Linked DNA regions of Homo sapiens: region 2 is linked to region 1. A link is a loop called in an ENCODE intact Hi-C map of the cell type or tissue named here. Cell type or tissue: A673. All regions are shown on one strand.

What was found. Peaks named below come from ENCODE experiments on the same cell type or tissue, not always from the same donor. Only the 100,000 strongest peaks of a DNase experiment are listed, where the experiment ranks them.
Region 2: it touches region 1 in a loop (5-fold over the local background); 1 of 110 quality-filtered maps calls a loop at or near these places.

The regions. Positions count from the first base shown.
Region 1 is chrX:50,676,292-50,684,291 of GRCh38, forward strand. The region is part of intron 2 of SHROOM4 (shroom family member 4); the gene reads right to left. Among named protein-coding and RNA genes, the nearest start is that of SHROOM4, 130 kb to the right of the region's middle. In A673, a CTCF peak has its summit at 4,903 (motif pointing left); a DNase peak (open chromatin) is centred at 4,900; H3K4me3 peaks cover 456 bases; H3K27ac peaks cover 3,641 bases.
Region 2 is chrX:50,096,402-50,104,401 of GRCh38, forward strand. CLCN5 (chloride voltage-gated channel 5) reads left to right here. Exons shown (of 15, transcript NM_001127898.4): 15 at 1-2,829. Among named protein-coding and RNA genes, the nearest start is that of MIR502, 86 kb to the left of the region's middle. In A673, a CTCF peak has its summit at 3,984 (motif pointing right); no DNase peak of the experiment used is centred here.

The sequences.
Region 1 (8,000 bases):
AGTAGTTTTTTTTTTTTCTAGTCCTTGAAAGCAGTTATTAAATCACTTCTTCTTGTCTTACAAAACAAATATATGAAGAATCAAATACACAGCTTATTTATTTTGCAAGGCAAAACTCCCCTATGGACATTAAATTGGCTGTGAAATGAGTTAAGTCGGCAATTTTGCTTTGGTTTTGTTTTGTTTTTGTGTTTGAAACCATCCATGGCAAGTGGCTATTTCTAAGGGCTTGAAAATTTTATCTTCTCTGGGTTGAATAATCTTGATTCTTTCACAAAGCCTTCACTTGAATGACTTTTCTATCCATTAATTATTTTATATCACTTCCTTGATTGCTCACCAAATTCTTTGTACCCATCTTTAGCTATTATGATAGGATCACTTTAACTCTCTGATCAAAAACTGCGTTTAAATATTGTTCAAAACATTCTGTTCTGTGCAAGGGATATAAGCCCTTGAAAAAAACATTTCAGAGAAAAAAAAAGTGTCAGGCCCTGTTGTTAAAGGAAGTGAGCTGTACCGGAATATTAATCAAGTCCAGTTATTGTATCCAAATTAAACTGGTGTCTCTTAATTCCAGCTTGAAAAGCAGCAAAGTGGAAGGAAGAAAAGTAATGCAAAGGATAAAAATAGAAAATATTTCCTGCTTAAAGAAAGAGAGAAACGGGATTTTTACATACATAGTGGCATCACTTCCTTAATGAAGCTATTCCCTTTTCTATAAATTCTGTCTGGTGTGGAAGGACAAAGAATGGTGGAAGGAAATCTGAAAGCAAAGATGTTGAACAGGTAAAGTTGGAGTTTCCCACTAGTTAGCTCCAATAGTCAAGGCTAGGGGAACATATCAATGGCCAACACAGTATGAATTATAGTTAATCCCTGAGAATGGCAGACTTGAGTATTTTGGATACTAAGGGAGGCCCAAGGATGAAAACATGCTTCTAGAGAACATTTTCATTTTATTTGAATTTAAATTAAGATTTGGGATGAGCTGATAAAAGGCAAAGTGAAGGAGTATCATACCTGGTAGTGCCTTAGCTGTTTATTGTTTTTAAAAATTGTTCTACAATTGCCAGTGGTTTTGGTTAATGTCAATCTAAGATATCTCAACACCGATATCTAGGATTTTTAATAGACAAAAGGCATAATTTTCTCTCTTCCTAATGTGGTAAAACATAAAGTTTGATTTGACTGGTGAGATTGAGTCTAGAAAAATAAAGGGGAAAAGACAGCTAATACTTCTAAAGATGCTAAATTCTAAGTATCTGCATGCTCTCATTTCATCCTCAGTAGAAATCAGTGAAAAAGAGGTGAGAAAATGGACCCAGAGATATTAAGGCAGACGTCCAACTTATCAGTCCACTGCTAATCTTATACTGGTGGTCCTAGGTGTTCTTCCCAAAGTGACATTCATGCATTCATTCATTGACTATTTGTTTATTCATCAAATACTGTATTCCAGGCTCTGAAGCCACGTCCTGGAGATTAATGGTGAAAAACACAAGGCCTAGCTTTATGGAAACTTATTGGTTCCTGACCAATTCTCCAAGTTTTAGGTAAGTCTGAGTTCTAAGTCAACCTATTGACTTCCCATTCTACATTCTGTTATCTGCCTAATCAGTGGGTATTCTTTTGGTTGTATGGCTGTGATCAACTCAAGTATGAGTCATTCAAAAGGGGAAAAACAAAATGACCAACCTATCTTTTCTCTGACACAATCAACCAAATTAGCGTAGGAAAAAGTTATTAAGTCACATCCATTCCATCCTGGGAACAGAGCAAAACCACTCCTTGTATTATGCTACATTATTTTTCAACAAAATTGTCCTGTATAATTGTAAATAATTATAAATGACTCAGTGGCAAAGTTTCCACCATTTCCTCTCAAAGGTTAGCCCACGCTCCAGTAATTTTTAGCATCAAGATGGTTTCTCTGATAGTCAGCCTAAACAGCCCTTGTCCTGATTTCATCTAATTAAGCTCTGATCTACCCTGATCTCATTCTATGCAATTCCTCTTTTGCTGCTGTATTTATATCCTTCAAATATAGCTATATGCCTATCATAACAAATTCTCTCCCCTCTCCACCATGGCTGACCTAATCTTAAGCTAAACTCAGCAGACAAAACTGCAACCCCACCATAACTTCTAGCCATCTCAGTATTTCCTACCCTATGCAGAAAACACCAACTAATTTCTTGCAGTTCTGAGGTCAGACCTTCCAGGTCTCTTCCTATACATTGGGCAGTGGGGCAGGTGTCCAGAGACCACAAATTGCATTTCAATGACATCCTGTCACCTCCACTCTTCTACTTCTCTAGGGTACAGAAGTACTTCCTCAGTGATTTTTTTCTAACCACATGTTTTGAGGGTCTGGCAGAACAGATCCAATTCAGAAGAACATCTTAGAAGATTTTGTTGAATCTATCTGGGTGCAGAACTTATTCCTTCACTCTCACACTCAACTTTTGTTGAAAACTAGCAGTGTCATACCCTAGTGAATCTGACATGTTCTCTCTCAAGGAATTCACAGTCTAATACAGGAGATAAATAGGTCCCTCTCCCCAATTTACCCCCTGCCACCCTCCTTTTCTAAAGAAAATACAATTCCTCATCTCCCATTCACTCTTCACTGAAATTGGGCCTCTGCTCATAATGTTTTAATAAAGCCTTTTCTGCCAAAGTCAACCAGTAACCTCTGAATTAGCAAACTCAATAGTCTTTTTTCAATATTCATCCAACTAAAATGCAAGAATATTCAGCACTATTGATTGTTGGACTGCTTTTTCTTGAAATCCTCTCCCTGTCCTTGGTTTCCATGACACCACTCTCCCACGTCTCCTCCTACATTTCTGAGTGCCCTTTCTTTCTCTCCTTTACACCACTTTCTCCCTTTCCTCTCAGCAGACAGCTTCTCCTTATAGTTGATTTAAAAAGATAAGCATTGAGAAAAGAACTTCCTCTTCTTTCCACCGCTGCATCACCAACCTACCTTGCCTTATCTCCTCTTAATATGGGTGAATTATCCTTATCCTTAACAAAGTTCAACTCCGCACTTCTGCTCTGATCTTCCCAAGGACCTTGCTGCTGCAATTATATTTGTCTATGCTGTCCATTTCTTTTCTATACCATCAATTTCTCCCTTGCTACTGAATTATTTCCATTAGCAGTCAGATATTTAATATTTGTGATTTTAAAATTTCCCCTTATGTTTAATATACTTTTATTGAATGTGTCCCTTTAACATATATATTGTTTTGTGTGCATGTATTTTTATAGATACATAATAATTGTACATACTTTGGGGGTACGTGATATTGTGATACATGCAAATAATACATAATGATCAAATCAGAGTAATTGGAATATCCATCACCCAAACATTTATCATTTCTTCATGTTAAGAATATTCCAAATCTTCTCTTAAAGCTATTTTGAAATATACAATAAGTTACTGATAACTATAGTCACCCTACTGTGCTATCAGACACTGGAACTTATTCCTTTCTTTTAAAAATTAATTTTATTAACCGACAAAAATCACCATATATTTATCCCAATTGCCTCTCTAGCTAACACTCTTATTTTTCTATACTCCTTTTACAACTAAACTCATAGAAAGACTTACTACCTTCACTTCTTCACTGTCCATTCTTTTATGAAACAATCCATTCAGGCTTTTGTCTCTGGGTTGCCAATGACTTTCATGTTGCCAAAATCAATAGTCAATTCTCAGAATCAATGTCTCATCAACATTTGACACAGCTGAGTACTCCCTCTTTCTTGAATCAGTTTCTTCACTTGCATTGTGGGATACCACTCTCATTTGGTTTTTCTCCTACCTCACTGGCCACTTCTCCTCAGATTATTCTTTGGGTTTTTCTTCATCTGCCCTATCTTTAAATATCGGAGTATCCCAGGGCTCAATACAAGGACCTCTCCTCTTTGCTGCCTACACTTAAAAAAATTAAAGGTAACTTTATTTTATCAAGATTTAATTTCCTTTTAATGTCCATGGTTTTAGCTCCTGCCAAAATTAGAGGCTGCCTCCTCAACTGGTCCAACTTAGGCTTAAAAATATTTTTTACCTTGAAATAATTTAAAATGTATGATAGAGTTGTAAGAACAGTACAAGGAATTCCTGTGTAGCCTTTATCTAGATTCACCAACTGATTACATTTTGTCACATTTGCTTTTTCACTCCCTCTCTCTCTAGACATATAAATTAATATGCATGTATGTATTTACTCATCTATTTCAGAGAGAGTTTCAGACCTCATGCCCCTTTACCTCTAAATACTTCAGTTTGTCTTTCCTAAGGAGAGAAATTATCTTATACAATTACAGTACTATTATCAAATTCAGGAATTTTTATATTAATACCATTTTATAATATACTTAACCCATTAATGTTCTCACCTGGTGTCAAAGCTTTATCAGAGGGTGACTCCAAAATTTAAATATTTAACCTTGACCTATTTTCTCAATTCTAGACTCTTCTACCTAATTTCTTAGTTAACATTAGCATGTAGCTGTCCAATAGACATGTCATTACATTTACAAAGTTAATGTGTATAAAACCAAGCTACTTCTTTCCTACTTCTTCCCGTTACCCATAAAACTTGTTTCTCCTCCAGTCTTTCTCGCCTCAGTAAATGGTACCACCCAGTTATTCAGGTCAAAACCCAAGGAAGCATTTAGTCCTTGCCTACCCATTCCCTACCACAGCCCTGCCCAATTCACACTTGATCCATCAGCAAGTCCTCCAAAACAAATCCTAAATCTAACAACTTTTTACCATCTCCATCACTAAAATCCAAATCCGACTCATTACCATCTCTTGCTTGAATTATTCCAAGTAGCCTCCTAACAAGTTTTCCTGCTTCCTCTCTGCCCCCTACAGTCTGTTTCCCATACAGCAGCCACGGTGATCATCTATCAATCCAAAACTAATCATACCACTGTTCTGCTTAGAACTCTCTAACAGCTTCCTTCTGCAAATAGAATACATTTGTACACATTTGAACTTCTTACCAGAGCCTACAAGGCCCTGTGTGATTATATGCCTGGCTTCCTCTCCTTTCATGCTTCCTTTGCTTACCACACTCCAGTTTTAAAGCTTTCTTTCTGACCCTTGAATACATCATGTATTTTTCCATTTAAGAGCTCTTGTACTTGATATTCTTCTGGCTGGAATGCTCTTCTCCCCAGATCTTTATATGGCTGCCTCTTTCTTATCATTTAACTCTTGGTTCAAATATCTTCATAGTGGTCTTCCCTGAATGAGCTAAAGTCTCCCCTGCCCCTGCTGCTCCTACCACACCCACATTTAGTCATTTTATATGCCTTTGCATTGCTTTATTTTCCTTTATAGCACTTACCAGTAATGGATATAACATGTTTGCGTATTTGTGATTATTGTCTACTTCTCCCATTCCTGTTAGAATATCAGCTCCATGAGGGAAAAGGCTATTTTGTTCACTGATATACCCCCAGTTCCTAAAATAGTACCCGACACAGACCATGGCTCTAGTAAATATTTGTTAGATGAATGAATGAATGGTTCCCCTCTTTGCATTTAGCTCACATATGTCCCCCAGAATCTGGTCCCTGATCGTCTTCTTTTCCTCCCTACATTACTGTTTCTGGAAGATCCCATCCATCCCAATGGCTTCAATTACTATCGACCCAAATAACTTTCAATTTAATTATTGAGTCATTTTTTTCTTTGTGTACCCAAGAACCATAGTTACAACTGTCTACTCGTCCTTTATATTTGGACGTCTTACAGATGCTTCAAATTCCACATGTCTAAAACTAGCTCATTATTTTGTTTCTTTTTGATATAAAGCATATAAAGTACCTAGTCAAATGCTCAGTGTCTAAGAGGCACTCAATAAATGCTAGTTCTTATAAATAGCATTTGTAACTAGTATCTTTTAACTCAATCCAATTTGGCAAGAAACCTTGCACTCATCTTTGACTCTATCTCTTTCCTTTGCTGAATCCACTATCTCAGCTTTCAAGTATTTGGATGCCTGACAACCCAATACCCCTAAAAGTCTCAGCCTCTAATCCTCACTGCAATAACCCTTACTGCCCTTGCCTGGCATACATTCATTCCATTCAATTAGCTATTCAATGAGTATCGAGCATGTAACCCTGCTAAGCACTATGATCACTATACTTAAGATAGGAGGAAAAACAACACATGGACACTGCCCAAAATTTACAGGGGGGAAATAGACAAGTAAACAGGCTGTTACGATTCTAGATAGAGGAAATTAAAGGGTGTTGTTTATGGGAGGAAGCTTAATACAGTCTGGGGATATCAACCCTAACACTTCTTAGAAGTGATAAAGCTTAGGTCAAGTCTTGAGTGTTGAATAAGAGTTAGCTAAACAAAGAAGAGGAAGGAGCAGTCATCATTTTGGGAAGAAGGAGCAGAATGTGAAAAGGCACAGAGATATGAGAGAATATGTTGTAGCTGGATGTGATGGTTAATACTGAGTGTCAACTTGATTGGATTGAAGGATACAAAGTATTGATCCTGGGTGTGTCTGTGTGGGTGTTGCCAAAAGAAATTAACATTTGAGTCAGTGGGCTGGGGAAGGCAGAACCACCCTTCATCTGGTGGGCACAATCTAATCAGCTGCCAGCAAATATAAAGCAGGCAGAAAAATGTGAGAAGCAGAGACTGGCCTAGCCTCCCAGCCTACATCTTTCTGCCATGCTGGATGCTTCCTGCCCTCGAACATCAGACTCCAATTTCTTCAGCTTTGGGACTCAGACTGGCTCTCCTTGCTCCTCAGCTTGCAGATGGCCTATTGTGAGACCTTGTGATCATGTAAGTTAATACTTAATAAGCTCCCCTTTATATATATGTGTGTGTGCATATATATATCCTATTAGTTCTGTCCCTCTAGAGAACTCTGACGAATACATTGGAGAAATATAAGCAGTTGAATGTGGCCATAACATAAAGTGCAGGCTTGTGTGGAGATGGCAGAGATAAACAGGCGTTCTATTTCAAGGGGCCTGTTCACCAAATTAAGGAGTTTGGATTTTAACCTGAACACAATAGGGAACTTTGAAGGGTTTTGGTGAGTAAAGATTTCATGATGAGATTTGCATTTTAAAAGATGACTCTGGTTGCACTGTGGAGAATAAATTCAGGAGGTAGGGAGCATGGTAAAACTAGAGGTAGGTAAACAAATTGAGAGACTTGCAGTGAGCAAACAAGAGAGAAGAAGTTTGAGAAATTTTCAGCATATATAAAATGGCCAAGACTTGCTCAATTAGATATAGCAATAAGGAGCTGAAAAAACTGGGTTCACTGTGAATTATTTACCTTTATAGAGGCACACAGGAGGAGAAGCAGATTTTATCAGGGTTTGGAGGTAGAAGTTAATGACTTTAACATATAGAGTTTTGGAGATACGTGTGGGGTATAAAAATGAAGATACCTAGAAAGAAGTGGTATAAATGGGAGTGAGGTATGGGATGGAGTGAGAGATTTAGAAGTCTTATTTGCTAAATTAAATCATGGAATGAATTAAATCACCCAGAATGTACAGTGTTAGAAGAGTAGAGAAACTTGTGCAGAACTTCAGAGAATATTAATACATAAGGGGCAAGTAGAGGAAGAGGAACCATAAAAAAGGAATAGACAAGAGAAAGCAAAGAAAAACCAGGGGAAGCATAGTGTTTCTGGAGCCAAAGGAAGATAAAATTTTTAGAAGACAATAATGTTCAACAATGTTAAGTGCTGATGAGAAGTTGTACTGAGTTGAATGGTGCCCCTGCAAAATTCATGTTTACCCAGAACCTTTGAATGCAACCCTGTTTGGAGACAGAGCCTTTGCAGATGTAATTAGTTATTATGAAATCATACTGGACTAAGGTAGGACCTAAATCCAATGACTGGTGACCTTACAAGAAGGCCACATAGACACAGACACACAGAGACACAGGGGAAAGGGCCATGTGAAGATGGAGGC
Region 2 (8,000 bases), 580 kb before region 1:
CCTGCCTCCCGGGTCCAAGCAATTCCCCTGCCTCAGTCTCCCAAGTAGGTGGGACTACAGGCGCACACCACCATGCCCAGCTAACTTTTGTATTTTTAGTAGAGACGGGGTTTCACCATGTTGGCCAGGATGGTCTCGATCTCTTGACCTCGTGATCCACCCATCTCGGCCTCCCAAAGTGCTGGGATTATAGGTGTGAGCCACCGCACCCAGCCAAACCTTGATTTTTTTAGCCACCTCTGGGATTGCCTGGGTTCCCTTTGGAGAAGAAACTAAAAGTTATGGCCATAGAAAAAGCCCTGGTAAGAAAATATTTGAATGGTGTAAGATGGTGGAAGGAAAGCCATCCCACACCCCTACAACATATGTTCTGGCATTTATAAACTGCTTGATTGTGTGCCTCAAGGGGAGAAAAAGTCAAGCAATGCTTCAAAGGCCAGGCTTTCTAAGCAAATGAGTGGTTCAAAGCAGTGTTTGGCTCAAGGGCAGTCTGGTTTTATGGATAGGGCCGACCCAAGACATCTGCTCATGAAGAAATGTGGCATCTGTTGCCATTTCCTAAACTATAAGGTTTAGATAGATTGTCTTGAATTTTGATAGCAAATTTTTTTAAATTTATATTTCTGCCTCCTCGTACATCCTTATATATGGAAAAAAAAGTAAGAGTTCCTCAGATCAGAGCTCAGTAGCTGTGTCAATTTGAAGTTCAATCAGTGTAGTTGTCCTGGGGTGATCGCTGACTCTGCTCTGTTTCATATTTCAGTTGCTTGCTCCAAGGAGAGAATTTCTGAGAACAATGGGTGTTAGCAACTTTAAGTTACTCCCCAAACGTTTGCTGGCCACATTCTCATTTCTAAACATCTGGATCTGGGTAAAGGTTTGAATAGATGTAGGGAACAAAATTGGTTTTTCCATGGTGTAGTCTAATTTTGCCAAATCACCCAAGAAAGAAAGTATATGACGTGTGGAGTTTGCATTTCTTGGATGGGACCTATCGGGTCACCCAGCCCAGTCTTACAGTCATAAATTCCTACCTCTTAGTTCCTGCCAAAGGGCCTTCAGCCTCTGTGTGCACACTTATTGAATGAATGCTTTGCCTAAAGTTTGGCCTTTTGAAGAAAAACAGCATGTGATAATATAAAAATATGAGAGTTTAAAAAAAAAAAAGATCTCTGCCTCTCTTCTCTCTGCCTCGTCCCACCTTGCTGTCTGTCTCATTGTCTTTCTCTCCCCTCACCATGCGCTGAATTCAGATTTCTCTTTCTTTTATTATAGGCATGTTGTTTTGAATGTGGACTTTGTGGGAGGGAGAGGATTGTTCTGAGAACAGAAACTGGAAGATACGTCTGAGTTGATGGGACCAACAGGGCTTTGCTCCTCTGTGAGGGCCAAAGCCATTGATACTTGTCGGGGGTGATGAGGGCTTTAGCATCTCAAGGCAGACATATGAAGTATTTACTGCTAAACTATATTACTTACTAGTACAAATCTGTTGGAATTCAGGGGCAGTCTAAGATTTGGTGAGTGAAATGCCATCTGGCAAAATCGAGAAGAGAGTGTGGCCTGAGAGGGGAATGTTCAGCCTCACTGTCACATTAAGGGTACCTCAAAATACATGGTCCTTCCAGTGTGTTCCTTTTCCTTCCTCCATTTCACTTTGTCCCCTCTTCTTCCTTTCTCTCCCATTTTCCTGGCTTTTTAGCACTCAGCTTTTTTTTATAAGTATGTATTTACTTTTTATTATATATTTGGTCCTTTGGGACTTTGTGATGATTAAGAATTTATTCCATTCAGGATTTTAAAATGATGTGTTTAATATTTTGTTCTCTTAAACTCTTTTGAAGCTATGCTGCTAACCAGGTATAGGCCAGAAAGGAGGTGGCCCAGTCAGTACCTTGCTCACGTCAGCTAAGGGGGACAGTGATGTCATGTGGGTGACTCTTCTTCATTTGACCAAGGCCAGCCTCCTGTTCTTACCTCTGCCCATTCATTTCTGGCTATGGGAAAACTACCACCTGTTGAGTGAGCCAATGAGGCCAGGAAGATCAGAGGGGCTGGGTTCCGGCCCATGGGCCACTATTTGAATTTCTCTGTAGTAAGCTCTTTGTAGGGCTGGCTCCAACTGCAGTAGCCAAAGAAAACCTGTCTGACTCGACATTTTAATGCCTGAGAGTTGGTGAAAGTTCAGCTGAAGCTAATGTCTAGACATCAGCAGTAACTAGGCATCCAGAAAGTAGCTTCAACCAAAGCTAATAGAGCCCAAGTTTCCGCAGGAAGTTTGGTGCTGAGCTGTCCAGAGCAGTTGTTTATCTGAGTGTTGCTAGCCCTTAGCCATGCTTTCTTAGCTTTATTCTCGCCTGTTCCTAGGCATAGCCTGAACCAGAGCTATGGCTCACTGCTCGCTTTATTCTACTCCCTAGTCATGCGGAACAACATAGTCTAAAAAGGAAGATGTGGACTGGGGAGTTAGGAGACCTGATTTCTATTCCCTATGCTTCTACTAACTAGCCTCGAGATCTTAACCGCTCTGTGCCTCAGTGTTCCCATCTGCAAAATGGGGATAGTGTTAATTGCCCTACCTACCTCACAGGGTTGTTGTGAGGATAAACTGAGACAATGAATTCAAAGCAAGTTGACAAGTAAGTGCTATGCAAATTGTAAGAAATGGAAACAATCATGTTAAAAGCAATGGAATGGACATTGGCAGAAGGGTTAATGGATTGTCCAGCCCTTTCTCTGTGTGGCTTAAACCCAGGTCGCCATTGCTTTATACATTTTCACTTAGCACAGATTTGTAATTATGCATGTAATAAAGCACAGCCTTATCCACCCTGGTGTCTGGTGTGTTTCTAAAGACCCTAAACTTGGTAGCTATTGATTTCTGATCAGAAAACCACAGGGGCAGAGTGGAAGGTTCAGGGGAGGGTAGCACAAAACACAACTGCAAACCCCTACTGGCAGGCCCACTGCTTAAAAAGATTTATTAAATAGTTATTTTCACATTTACAGACTCAGTAATACTCTTTACCATAAGGAGGCAAATAAGAGGCAGCTTGCGTTTTTGGAGATGTTCCAGATACCCGGATACCTCATTCATTGTGGCTACTTAAATGTTCCTGTCTCATACATTGGTGATACTTTCCTGATGATGTGAGAATTGGCTGGGAGCTGTATTTTTCTCTCTCTTTGAGCTCTTAATGATGTAAGGTCGTGGGCTTTGACAGGCCTCTTGCCTACAGCTACTTTGTACAAGGAGGAGGATGGGTAATCAAAACGGTCCTCCCATGAATACTAGGATTCTTAGTACCCTCTTTATGGTGTATTGGGATTAAAATGTCTTCTGTACGAAATCCTCTGAAGTTACCCTGTAGATTAAAGTGGGGTGAGGTATGGGGAGGTTGCTGTATCTGTGGACATTTTCATGCCTTGCTGGAACACGGAAAGCTACACTTTGAAGTACAGCTTTCCTACTTTCTCACTCTATTTTTCCTGTGTCTCACTCCCCCACTCACTCCTGCTCTCTGTTAGCCAGGCAGTACTAGGAAGACAGTGTACCATGTGTCCAAGTTTTACTTTAAGAATTTCCCTAGTTGACATTTGATCACACCTGCACTGGTGTTGACTTGATTTCTTGTTGCTACTGAGAACTTTAATGCCTTTGGCCTAGTTGGTGTCATTTCAGGAAGGACACCTCTGTGTGAAAATGACTCCCTCATAAGCCTAAAATCCCACAAAATTTCAGTTATTGATGTTATTTATCATTTTACCGTACCCCTTCCACACTACCGTCATTCCTGCCTCTAATCTCTATACCTTTTAAGAAATAGCATTACATCTGTTACCAGCTATCAACAACTTGCTGTGAATCAGAGTGTCATGTCTAGTCACTGTAGAGCTCAGATAAAAGGTGCTTTGATGGAGTATGAAGTACAGACCTATCCATCATCTCTTACAGGAGCAGCCCAGAGAAAAAGCTGGAAATAACCACCAGATGTCAGTGCAATCATTAAAATACTGATGTGGCTGAGGTCTGGCCGGAGGGGAACTGTGAGGGGTAGGCAGGGCAGGAAGCATTAATTCATATATGTAGCTCGGTGCTGGGAATGCAAAATTCAATCATATGAGTATTTCTTCCTTTATCAGACATTCTCTTAATGTATATAATACACTTTATGCTTTTCTTATTGTTTTTAAAGAAATCAACCACAAGGCAGTCCCTGCCTGTAAGGAGCTTACTGTCCTGGTATCTGAAAGTTGTAGTTTCTTTTTCTAAGCAATGTCCCAGGTGAAAACATTGAGGAAAGAAGGGCTCTAATTCCTCCCTCAGTAGGGGTGGCCATATCATTTGCTGTATGACTGGGGCACTTTTGACAGTGGGAGGGACAACAGGCATAAACTAGGACTCTCCCAGGGCAACCAAGAAGTGCGGTGGTTCTGTTCCTCAGGGATCTTCAGCTCCTGTCCTTTGGAGTCTAGCTCCAGGCCTCCCAAGCTCTTTTCCTAGCATCTCAGGCTCTGCCCTCCCCTTGAGCTCCCAAGGCCCCTCCCCTGGACTCTCTTTCCTCCCTCATAATAAGCCCTCTCAACTGCCACTGGGTTGTGGGATAAGAGAAATGCTCAAACAACCTCAAGTAAAAAATTCATATATCAAAAACAAAAATAGAGCTCTGAGAAGAGAGCAACGTTCAGGGTAAGAGGTTCACTGGGGCCTCCTCAAGCTGCCAGGTTGAGGATTTTCTATACCTATATGTTGCCCACTGCTAGTGTCTCTAAATCGACCATTTGAGCATCTTCATTCCAGAGGTTGCAGATAGAAGAGAAGGTAGAGAAGAGGGAATAAGCATAGGATTTGATGCCAGAGGACCTGGACTCAAGGTTTACTACCTTGAGGAATTGGCTACCTTTCTTTTATTATTTTTTTGAAGACAGAGTCTCACTGTGTTGCCCAGGTTGATCTATAAAGTCCTGGGCTCAAGCGATCCTCCCACCTCAGCCTCCCAAAGTGCTGGGATTACAGGCATGAACCACTGTGACCAGCTACCTTCCTTGATGAAACAAAACTCAGGATCTCTATGTTTGGCCTTGGATGAACAGCCTCCTCTTGAAAAGGGGCTTCTGCATCTCACAGTATGGCTTTGTGTTCCACAAGATTCTCCTTGCCTTGGAGGCAGTTTTCCTAGTTACCTCACTGGCCTAGGGGTGTGGTGGAGATCATCCCCTTTTTAATATTCTGGCTCAAGTGTGCCTCCAGAGCCCAGCTGAGCTGAAAGTAGAACTTTTCATCTAAAAGTTTGGGAAAAATGGGAGAGAGCCTTCGTGATGTACCATGAAATCAGCCTAGCTCACCCATATTGGTGGCTCCCAAACCTAGCTGTACATCAGAATCATCTGGGTATTAAAAAAGAGATTCCTGGACAGTTTGGCTCCAGACCTTGAGCTAGTATTTGGAAAACCCTGGAAGAGCATTCCAGGCTTCATCTCACCCTAAAGTCATATCAGCCTCCTGTGTGTGGGCACCATCTTAACACCTGCCACCACCTGAGAGAACTCCTTGTCCTTCTGCTTGTTCACTATTGTATCCCAAGCATCAAGTGTAGTGCCTAGCACAGAGCAGGACCTCAGAGAATACAGTGCTTGCTGAACACTGGCTGGTGGTGCAAAGCTGGACTGCTTAGTTCCTGTTTCCTGCCTGGAGATATGTCTCTTACCTGGTTGTATACCACCTTCTGGGCACACTACACTTACCCGGCCACAGGGGGTTCTGGCTCTTACATTACAAGTCACAACCTGATCATCACCATTGAAGTACAACCCTGTGTGAGTGATGGAGGGCATGCTTATTTCAGGCTCTTTTACTTCTTCACCAAGTGATTTTAGGCACATGACTTGACCTTTCTGGACCTCAGTAACCTCATCTGCAAATTAAGAATGATGATAAAACCTGCCTCATTGGACCATCAAGATGATAAATTGAAAGTAGGTACTCACTGGGCTTTACAAATTGGCTATATGAACATCATTGTTATTCATTTGGTCCTGTGAGCTAAAAGAGCTAATGTATGAGGAATAGTCACTTCATTCAACCAATATTTAATGAGCTCCTACTCAGTGCCATGTACTATACTAAGTACTAGGGATACAATAAAAGGAAAAAACAGATCCATTCCCTGCATGACAATCCAAAATAGTCCATTTTGAATGGCATAAACCAGCAGTCTTTTTGTTGTTGAGACAGGGTCTTGCTCTATTGCCCAGGCTGGAGTGCAGTGGCTGATCATAGCTTGCTGAAACCTCAACCTCCTGGGCTCAAGCAATCCTCCCACCTCAGCCTCCTGAGTAGCTGGCACTACAGGCATGCCCCACCACACCCAGCTAAGTTTTGTATTTTTTGTAGAGATGGGGTTTCACCATGTTGCCCAGGCTGGTCTCAGACTTCTGAGCTCGAGAGCTCCACCTGACTTGGTCTCCCAAAGTGATGGCCAGCAGTCTTTTCTAGTGATAAGATATTTTTACCCCTTCAAGTCCAATGTTTGCGGGCTTGGCAGCCTCTCCTTTATATTAACAGAATCTTGGAACCTCTCCCACCACAATGTTTCCTGACTATTTTTCCCTTTGAGACTCTGAATATGTCACTAAATCAGGGCATCCCAGGTACACTCAAACCAGTCTTGTCATTTATGGTTTTCAAGAGGGACACACTCACTTTATTCCTCCCTGTTCCAACTCCCATTTGGCCACATCTGAGCCTACAAAGACACTCAGAAAACCCTTGCCCCAGAGATCACCCAGCCTGACAAAGTTCCTTGTACCCCATCCGCCCTCACCTTGTCCTCAAGCATGATGCCTCTTGCTAGTTCTAGTTACAAAATAAAAACTCCCTTGTCTATAAGTGGATACCAACAGATATGACTGTGTGTATGTGGAAATGAGGGTTGTCTTCATTAGCAATAATATACCAGAAGTGCTTTATTACACAAACATCCTTGAACTTTACTACAACCCTGTGATATAGGCAAAATATGAAGAACCCAAGACTTGGTTGTGATTTGCTCAGTAACTCAGAGGCAGGAAGTGATGTAACAGAAACTGGAACTCAATGTCTTTGACCCCAAGCCCAATGATCTACTACTAATTTTGTGGCTCAGTGCTCCTGTTCATCCTGAACATTTTCAGGCCAATTTATGGGAAGAAGGTAACAGAAGCTTGCCTGGTGAAGTTGGGCAGTTGGCCTGGTGTTAAAAATTTACTGTGGGTAAGAATCTGTATAGAGACATATAGATGATTAGAAACAATTCTAGGAAGGGGATCTCCAAAGAGATTTCTTTTAAAATGTGAATGTGAAGAAATTGAGAAGTGGAAATGGGTGGGGGTTGAGGAGCAGTGTCTGGAGTCCTGTATTTATTAATTTGCCTCCCTTAGTATTATTTGGAGTTTTACCAAGAGCTTGTATTACTTTTATTATTTTTTTACAAGTAAAGTAAAGATCCAGGAAAGGAAATAATATTTTTATATGTGATTATAAGGATGTGTTCATCTCATCAATTGGAAGCTAAATTTGTTTTTCCTATGAACTAATGATGAACAATGAAAACTAAAGCCTCAGGTCCAGTAAGTGGATGTTATGATGAGAATTTCCATCCCTAGCGGGGGGGCCATATGACTCATGCTGGCATCGGGGGCTGTTTTCTCTCATAATCTAACACAGCAGCCAGAATTATCCTTTTAAAACATTAATCAGATCATGTCACTTGCTGGATTTGAAACCTTTTGGTGACTTCCCATTATATCCAAGGCAAATCCAACCCCTTCCCCTGGTCTCTCAGGTTTTCCACGTCCTTCATGTGGTATGGCTTGCTAACTTGATGTGTTGAAGTGTGTCCTCCAAAAATTCATGTTGAAGTCCTCATTATCTCTAAATGTGACCTTATTTGGAAACAAGGTTGTTGCAGATGTAATTAAGTTAGAATGAGGTCATACTGGCATAGGGTGGGCCCCTAATT